Linked DNA regions of Homo sapiens: region 2 is linked to region 1. The links are chromatin loops, found by intact Hi-C in ENCODE. Cell type or tissue: CD4-positive, alpha-beta T cell. All regions are shown on one strand.

Region 1 (4,000 bases):
AAAAAAAAAAAAAAAAAAAAAAAAAAAAAATAGCTGGGCATGGTGATGTGCGCCTGTAGTCCCAGCTACTCAGGAGGCTGAGGCATGAGAATCTCTTGAACCTGGGAGGCAGAGGTTGCAGTGAGCCGAGGTCATGCCACCGCACTCGGGCCTGGATGACAGAGTGAGACTCTGCCTCCAAAAAAAGAAAGAAAGAAAGAAAGAGAGAAAGAGAAAAAGAAAAGAAAAGAAAGAGAGAGAGAGAGAAAGAAAGAAAGAAAAGAAAAGAAAGAGAGAGAAAGAAAGAAAGAAAAGAAAGAAAAAGAAAGGAAGGAAGGAAGGATAGAAAGAAAGAAAGAGAAAGAAAGTAAGTTACTGTGGGAAGGGCAATATACTTAGAGCTTAAAGGCTCTAGCTGAGGATTTCCTGGCACAAAGCCTCTGAGACAGTTTTGTACGGAGGAGGTTTGTAGGCAGGCACAAGGCATTAAAGGGTAAAGAGAGAGGCAGCAGACCACAGCGCAGTTGCTAAGAGGCATCAGCCTAAGCCAATGGGAAGTTGAAGCTGGGAACCCCTGCGGGGGTAAGTCTTAAATCTAGGTGAAGAGGCTGAGCCCTGTAGACCGTTCATTGGCTGCCTTGGAGAGGGGATGTAGCCTTAGGAGAGGCAGCTTATTTCTGCTGGAGATAATTCTTGGGAAGGCACTCAGCCAGTACACGTGTGTAGAGGGTGGTAAGAAGAATAGGGAAGAAGAGAAGTGCTGTTCTAAGCAGCGGGTATATGAGCACTCAGGGCTGGAGGTGAGAGAACATACTGGAAGAAGTTCAGCATGGTGGGGATATAATGGGTGGGGACATAATGGGGAAGGGGCTGGTTAGATGTGAGAGAAGAAGCTGGACAGGCTCACAGGGGCAAAGCAGAAGGACCTTGTAATTCTTGCATGGGAGCTTGGATGTGATACTAAGGACAAAGGGAAACCACACAACTGGCTAAAGCAGGAGAGTGACAGTACCCATTAGAATTTTAACAAAATCATATCAGCAACAGTGTAGAAGAGGATGTGTTGACTCGGGGCAGGGAAGGAGGCAGGAAACCTTTTGGGAAGTTGTAGCAATGATGTAAGTGAGAGGCGCAGGGTGGACTGGATCACAATTGTTTCTCATTCTCATCTCCTATAAGTCCCCAATGTGGATCAAGTTCACATTCATTTCTCCAGTGGCCCCATCAAATTGATGGGATTTACTGAGCTTACTGCTCACTATACTTTTTTTCCGCACATGTGACTGTTAAGCCAACTGCCTTTTCTACAGTGACTTCTCTTGCCCAGATGAGCACATTTAGGTTAGTGAATCCAAGTCTAATTTAATTGAGTCTTGTTAGAGTCAGGTCATTGCTCTAAATTGTTAAAACAAACGATATACACAAACACACACACACACAAAAGAATAAATTGAGGAGGTCCCAATTCTGTATTTTAAAATACTTAATATATCCCTTCCTTCTTGAAGAGAGCTACAATTTCAAGAATTTATTTTGAAAAAATTCTATCAGTTTATTGATAAAAATGGTAAAAGGAACAAAGCTGAGAACAGAACATATCATCAGACTCTCTAGGGACGGAAATCAATACATAATACTTCAAGATATCACCCTCAGCTACTTGCTGTTCCACCACCAGTTCTCTTGCATCCAGTTTTTGTTTCTTTTAACTTGGCTATAAGGATGTGAGCACAGACTCTGCCAAACAGCCTGCTGAAGTTCTGCAAACACCTTGTGGATTGTGTTTCCCTGAACAACCCTGTCCAACAATGGCCTTGGGCCTGTCTGAAGTATTCTTAGTGAACTTCTGCTGCCACCTAGTGATCATTGCGAATTTTTAAAAAGCCTCTTTATCCTTTAACAAGTTACTCTTGTCTTACCCCAAAGCGGCATCTGCCTCACTGGCATATGACTTACAGAGCTCACATTTTCCCTCTCCACAAAGTTCAAAATGGAGACTTCTCAGATTTAGCCTTCCAGCACCCATTCTCAAACGTCGTGCATTACAGAAAAGTTTAAACTATAAAGTTGAACCGCACGAGATTCTCATTTTGATATGTCATTAAAGTCAGATATTGGCAAGAACATATGGTTTAACCCAATGGCTTGGAATGCTGGATGGGATTCCCAGAAGCTCCATACATCGGCCTGCTTCAGGACCCTTTTATTACACCAAATAAACCCAACAAACATCCATCGAGTGCCTATTTTATATCAGAACAATGAGACCTGCTCCTTCTCCTTCAGGACATTTTACTTAATGGGGGAAACATACAAGTAAACAGACAAATGTAATCAGTGCAAGAAAGAATCGGACAGCAATATGCACAGGATAAGGACACTTAGCTAAACCTGCAGACATTGGGAAAGATGTCAGGGAAAAGGGATGGCAGAAGGAAAGACAAGGCCAAAGGCATGGGACTGGGAGGCACTGGAATATCAGGGCAACAGAAAGTGCTGTCATTTGGTATAAATGGAACACACAGGATATATGAAAGCAAGAAACAGAAGATGAGTCTGTGAGGTTACTATGATCCAGTTCATGGAGGGCCTTGTATGTCCTGGTGGGAAAATTGGTTTTTATTGTGGGAAGGGAACCTTTTAATGCATTCAAAGCAGTGGAATGAAGTGATTTGGTTTGCATTTGTTAATCATGTGAAGAAGAATAGGTTGGAGGGATAAAACTTGTGGTGGTGAGATGAGTGACAGAGCGACAGCCATCTACAAAAGAAACACAAGGTACAGACTGAATTGTGGGAGTGGTAGTGGGGATGGAAAATAAAGAACAAATTTAGAGAGGCAGAACTGAGTGGACATGATGCTCAGACTTACCAGAGCAGGTGAGTCAAGAATGATGTCACCATTCCCTAAATGAGGCAAACTGGGAGAGAAGCAGATTTGGGGAGAAAACTACTAAACATGTACGTCCCTCCAAAACCTTCAAGAATGCTAAAGGGACAGAGTCAAGTTCTTCCAAAGTTTCTGTCTCTTCCATTTATTTTGCAATGAATTTCAACTTGTTAATCAGAAATGGATTTGGAGTAGTAGCTATTCAATTGTTTTATACACCTTCTAGAAGAAATATTTGTCAGATGAGTATGTCAAAAACTTCTCAGACCCTCCCCTTTACTTGAATGTATCTTCCAGCAGATGTTGGTGGAATCAAAGTTCATTATTACTCCTATATCTTTTATACTAGTGTTATGATCTGCAGTGAGGACATGCATTGCTATTGCTACGCCTGGCCTGGAATGTCTGAGGTGTATTTCTACAACACCAATTATTTTGTGTGTCTCTCCTTTTAATCTCCACCAAAAAATGGAGACAGCTAGATTCATAACCCTTAGACATCCTATATTTTATTACTAATACTTGGTTGTGGAAGTTTGCATTCTAAACAAGTCATCAACATAAAAATCTCTAAAAATATTTTATGAAAAATATTCAGCTTATGATATTTTAAAAATCACAAACCTAAGAAAACACACAAACCTGTGTTTGTATTGTGAAATCAGAGGTTAATCTTCCTCACCCTGTGAAAAAATTAGGGGCATAAATCTATAGGAAGGAGATTGGGTGAATCCAAGTTACTTACGGATGACATAAAAGATACAATCAACTTTGGTGATCCAATTGCCACACTACAACTATCTGACCAACACGTTTCTGTTTCTCTTTAGACCACTCTCATCTCCAGGAACCAGCTCTCTGTGGGCCACACATGATGTTTGACGAAGATCGTTGCGAGTGTGTCTGTAAAACACCATGTCCCAAAGATCTAATCCAGCACCCCAAAAACTGCAGTTGCTTTGAGTGCAAAGAAAGTCTGGAGACCTGCTGCCAGAAGCACAAGCTATTTCACCCAGACACCTGCAGGTAAATGCCTTGAGTTGTCTTGCCTTTACTCATGACATTTAACGTAGATGCCATTTTAATTTGGTGGGATTCCTTAGTAAGCTAATTTTTCCCCTTGGTGCCTGAG
Region 2 (4,000 bases), 1.3 Mb before region 1:
TTCTTAGAGTCAGGCTGCCTCAGTTTGTATTTCTGCAGTGACCCCTGAGCCACGTATAGCTCAGTGATTAAGAGTCTGGAGGCAAACTGTCTGGGTTTGTAGCCTAGCAAGGTCACTTATGGGGAGGAGGGGGTGACCTTGGGCAAGTTTGCTCAACCTCTCTGTGCCTCTTTAACTCATTTAACTCATTTGTAACTCATTGTTTTGAAGATTAAATAAGTCTCTACACTTAGTGCTTAGAATGGTGTCACAGATATAGTAAGTGCTTAAAAATTATTAGCTATTATTAAGATGCCTGTATGACTTTTGGAAAATTCTCACAGTTTCAACGTCCTCATTTGTAATAATGTAATAATATAATATTATAATAATAAGATAATAACAGGATTGGGGATTAAATGCAATGTATCAGAGCACTTTGCAATGTCTGGCATTTAGGAAGTGCTCAGTGAACATAAGTTAGCTATTATTATTGTCATCAATGTAAGTGTTAGCAGATATCATGATATGTAGAAGATCCATTTTGTTAATAGTAGAACTGATAAAGTTACTGGCTATTTATTTTTTATAGATAGGGTCTCGCTATGTTGCCTCGGGCTGGAGTGCAGTAGCTATCCACAGGTGCGATCAAAGCCCACTGCAGCCTCAAACTTCTGGGCTCAACCAATCATCTTGCCTCAGCCTCCCAAGTAGCTGGGACTACAGTGTACCACCACTATGCCTGGCAAATTTTTAATTTTATTTCTTATTCTACCCTTGAATTGACTTGTCTTCACAATGATTAATTTAGCACTTAATATGTACTAGCCCTGATGATAGCTGCTAAGGATGTGAGGTTGAGTGTGATCTGACTCCTGCTCTCCAGGAGCTCATTGGCTGGATTTTAAATTTCATGGAAACAGGGAAACTGACAAACAGAACCCCTTCTCCGTTATAACCCTGATGTTTATATTTGCTTATTGGATACTAGTGGTCAACCATCCTCTTTGGTTGATTGTAAGTTGTGTTCAACAGTTGTGTCTGTGCACCATTTAAGCTTTTGAAGAAGGACTGCCAAAGCTGATTTTTAGTTTTAATCATAGAGGAGCTGTTGAAATGTCTTCAAAGCCATTTTTATGAGTGAGACCTCAACTTCTCATACCAGTGGAGCTGACAGGTTTTATTTATATTAGTACGAGTTATCTTGGCATGAACCTGAAATAATTTATGCTTGTCTTAAAGGAATAACAGTTTTCTTTCTTCTTGTTTATTTTCCAAAAAAGAAGACTCAGCCAAGTGTGGTGGTGCAGGTCTGTAGTCCCAGCTACTTGGGAGGCTGAGGCAGGAGGATCATTTATACCCAGGAGTTTGAGGCCGCAGTGAGCCATGATCTCACTACTGCACTCCAGCCTGGGTGGCAGAGCGAGACTCTGTCTTTAAAAAAAATTTAAAAAGGGCCGGGTGTGGTGGCTCACGCCTGTAATCCCAGCACTTTGGGAGGCTGAGGCGGGTGGATCACGAGGTCAGGAGATCGAGGCCATCCTGTCTAACACGGTGAAACCCCGTCTCTACTAAAAATACAAAAAATTAGCCGGGCGTGGTGGTGGGCGCCTATAGTCCCAGCTACTCAGGAGGCTGAGGCAGGAGAATGGCGTGCACCCAGGAGGCGGAGCTTGCAGTGAGCCGACATCGCGCCATTGCACTCCAGCCTGGGCAACAGAGCGAGACTCCATCTCAAAAATAAATAAATAAATAAATAAAAATAAAAAAAGAAAAAGAAAAAAGACTTTCATTAAAGACAAAGGCAAAAACAACTTTGCACATCTCATAAATTTGCTGCTGCTTCCATTTCAGCATAAAGTATTGTTATAGGTGATATTTTCCCTTTTATCTGGGGCAACAGTTAACTTCAAACTATTCCAGTAGTAATATTGAAGGTTTCTGAACACGATAATGTGGGTGACCTAGAGGTATGGTAATGGGAACTTCTGAATTAGCAGGGAGACTGTAGTACCGCTGCTGACCACGTGAGGGCAGAAGCTGATAATGTTTGAAGTTGGCCTCCTTTTGGCATTCACTATTATTGACCCCCCAGAGAATCCCCATCAAAACACAAGATGGAAGCACACGGTTTAGTTTAAGTGCAGACCTCTGGTTTTCCTTAGAAAAAATAAATGATTTTCAAAAATTAGATTTTGGTGCCTTGTATTTAGTGGGTACTTACACTCACTTCACCCCTGCCAAGTTCCTGATTGCATGTGATGTTTTCATTTCGTTGAGTTGTTGTTGTTGTTGTTGTTGTTTTTTAAAGAGACAGTGTCTTACTCTGTTCCCTAGGCTGGAGTGCAGTGGTATGATCATGACTCACTGCAGCCTGGACTTCTCCAGGCTCAAGCGATCCTCCCACCTCAGCCTCCTGAGTGGCTGGGACCATAGGCGCCGTGCCGCCATGCCCAGCTAATTTTTTATGTTTTTGTGGAGGCAAGGTCTCACTTTGTTGCCCATGCTGGTCTCAAACTCCTGTGCTCAAGTGATACACCTGCCTCCCAAAGTGTTGGGATTACAGGTGTGAGCCACTGCACCCAGCCCTGGCTTTGGTTCTGCTGTAATTTTGGTAACAGGTACTAGAACACTGTTCCTTAGGGCTTATATTGAATTTCAGGACCTTTCTGTCCTGGCCCGACTACTAAACTAAACCTCCAGTGCTGCATGCAGGGTACTGGGCTCATGCCCTCATGGGGCTTACAGTCTAGTGGGGTAGAGAGCCAGGAAACAAAGACGGAAATGAAATAGAGGCAACTTGTGCTGAATTCCTAGGATGGGTACAGTGCTGTGACAAGGGCTAGTGGGATATAGGCTGCTTTAGGTGGGGGGTCAGAGTCTGCCCTCCAAGGAGGGTCAGAGTCCGCCCTCCAAGGAGGATGCATCTCTCTTGGACTGGAGGATAAAGAGGTTGCTGTAGATGAAGAAGGAGGGTAGGAGGGCTTAAGGAGCAGGAAGGAAGAGCATGGAGTACCCAAGAGGCCAGCGGGGAGGGGACCAGATGGCATTGGAGACTCAGTGCAAGGGCCAGGTCCTGAGAGCCTTTTGTTGGCTGCATTAAGGAGATTTGATGCTAGTTTTTTGTTTTTGTTTTTGTTTTGAGATGGAGTCTCGCTCTGTCGCCCAGGCTGGAGTGCAACGGTGTGATCTCGACTCACTGCAACCTCTGCCTCCTGGGTTCAAGCGATTCTCCTGCCTCAGCCTCCCGAGTAGCTGGGACTACAGGTGTGCCCCACCACGTCCAGCTAATTTTTGTATTTTTAGTAGAGACAGGGTTTCACCATGTTGGCCAGGATGGTCCCGATCTCCTGACCTGTGATCCGCCCGCCTCGGCCTCCCAAAGTGCTGGGATTACAAGCATGAGCCACTGCGCCTGGCCTTATTGTTAGTTTTAATGAAGCAATGGGCTACTGAAGAGTATACACGTGGAGAAATCTTTTTTGAAGTTTTATTTTTTATTTTTATATTTTTTCAGAGAAAGGGTCTCGCTCTGTCATCTAGGCTGGAATGCAGTGGGATGATCATGACTCACTGCAGCCTTGACCTCCTGGGCTCAAGTGATCCTCCTGCCTTGGCCTCCCAAAGCGCTGGGATCATAGGTGTGAGCCGCCATACCCAGCCACAATTTAGTGATTTTGAACGTATTTATAAACCTCTGTGTAACCATCAAACTTTAGTTCTCATGCTCGGTTTATTAAGAACTCTTTTTATTAGCTTGTGTACTGTGGGAGATGTGTGGTCATTTGTGTCTTTTTTTGTTTGTTTTCCATTCCCAGCTGGGAGGCACCATTGGAGACATCGAAGGAATGCCGTTTGTGGAGGCGTTTAGACAATTCCAGTTTAAGGCGAAAAGAGAGAATTTCTGTAATATCCACGTTAGCCTTGTCCCACAGGTGGGCTTTCCAGATAAGTATGTGGACAGCAACTTTGATAAGTTTTCCTATGATATTCTATGTGTCCTGCATTTGAAAGTGGGGCA

What was found. Peaks named below come from ENCODE experiments on the same cell type or tissue, not always from the same donor. Only the 100,000 strongest peaks of a DNase experiment are listed, where the experiment ranks them.
Region 2: a loop joins it to region 1, with 4 times the contacts of the local background. A loop is called at or near these places in 3 of 110 quality-filtered maps.

Annotation. Positions count from the first base shown.
Region 1 is chrX:15,347,058-15,351,057 of GRCh38, reverse strand. It overlaps VEGFD (vascular endothelial growth factor D), which reads left to right. Exons shown (of 7, transcript NM_004469.5): 6 at 3,699-3,894. PIR-FIGF (PIR-FIGF readthrough) reads left to right here. Exons shown (of 15, transcript NR_037859.2): 14 at 3,699-3,894. Among named protein-coding and RNA genes, the nearest start is that of PIGA, 14 kb to the right of the region's middle. In CD4-positive, alpha-beta T cell, CTCF peaks have their summits at 1,625 and 1,826 (motif pointing left); a DNase peak (open chromatin) is centred at 1,817.
Region 2 is chrX:16,693,285-16,697,284 of GRCh38, reverse strand. It overlaps CTPS2 (CTP synthase 2), which reads left to right. Exons shown (of 19, transcript NM_175859.3): 5 at 3,798-3,914. Among named protein-coding and RNA genes, the nearest start is that of CTPS2, 17 kb to the left of the region's middle. In CD4-positive, alpha-beta T cell, CTCF peaks have their summits at 1,848 and 2,049 (motif pointing right); a DNase peak (open chromatin) is centred at 2,014.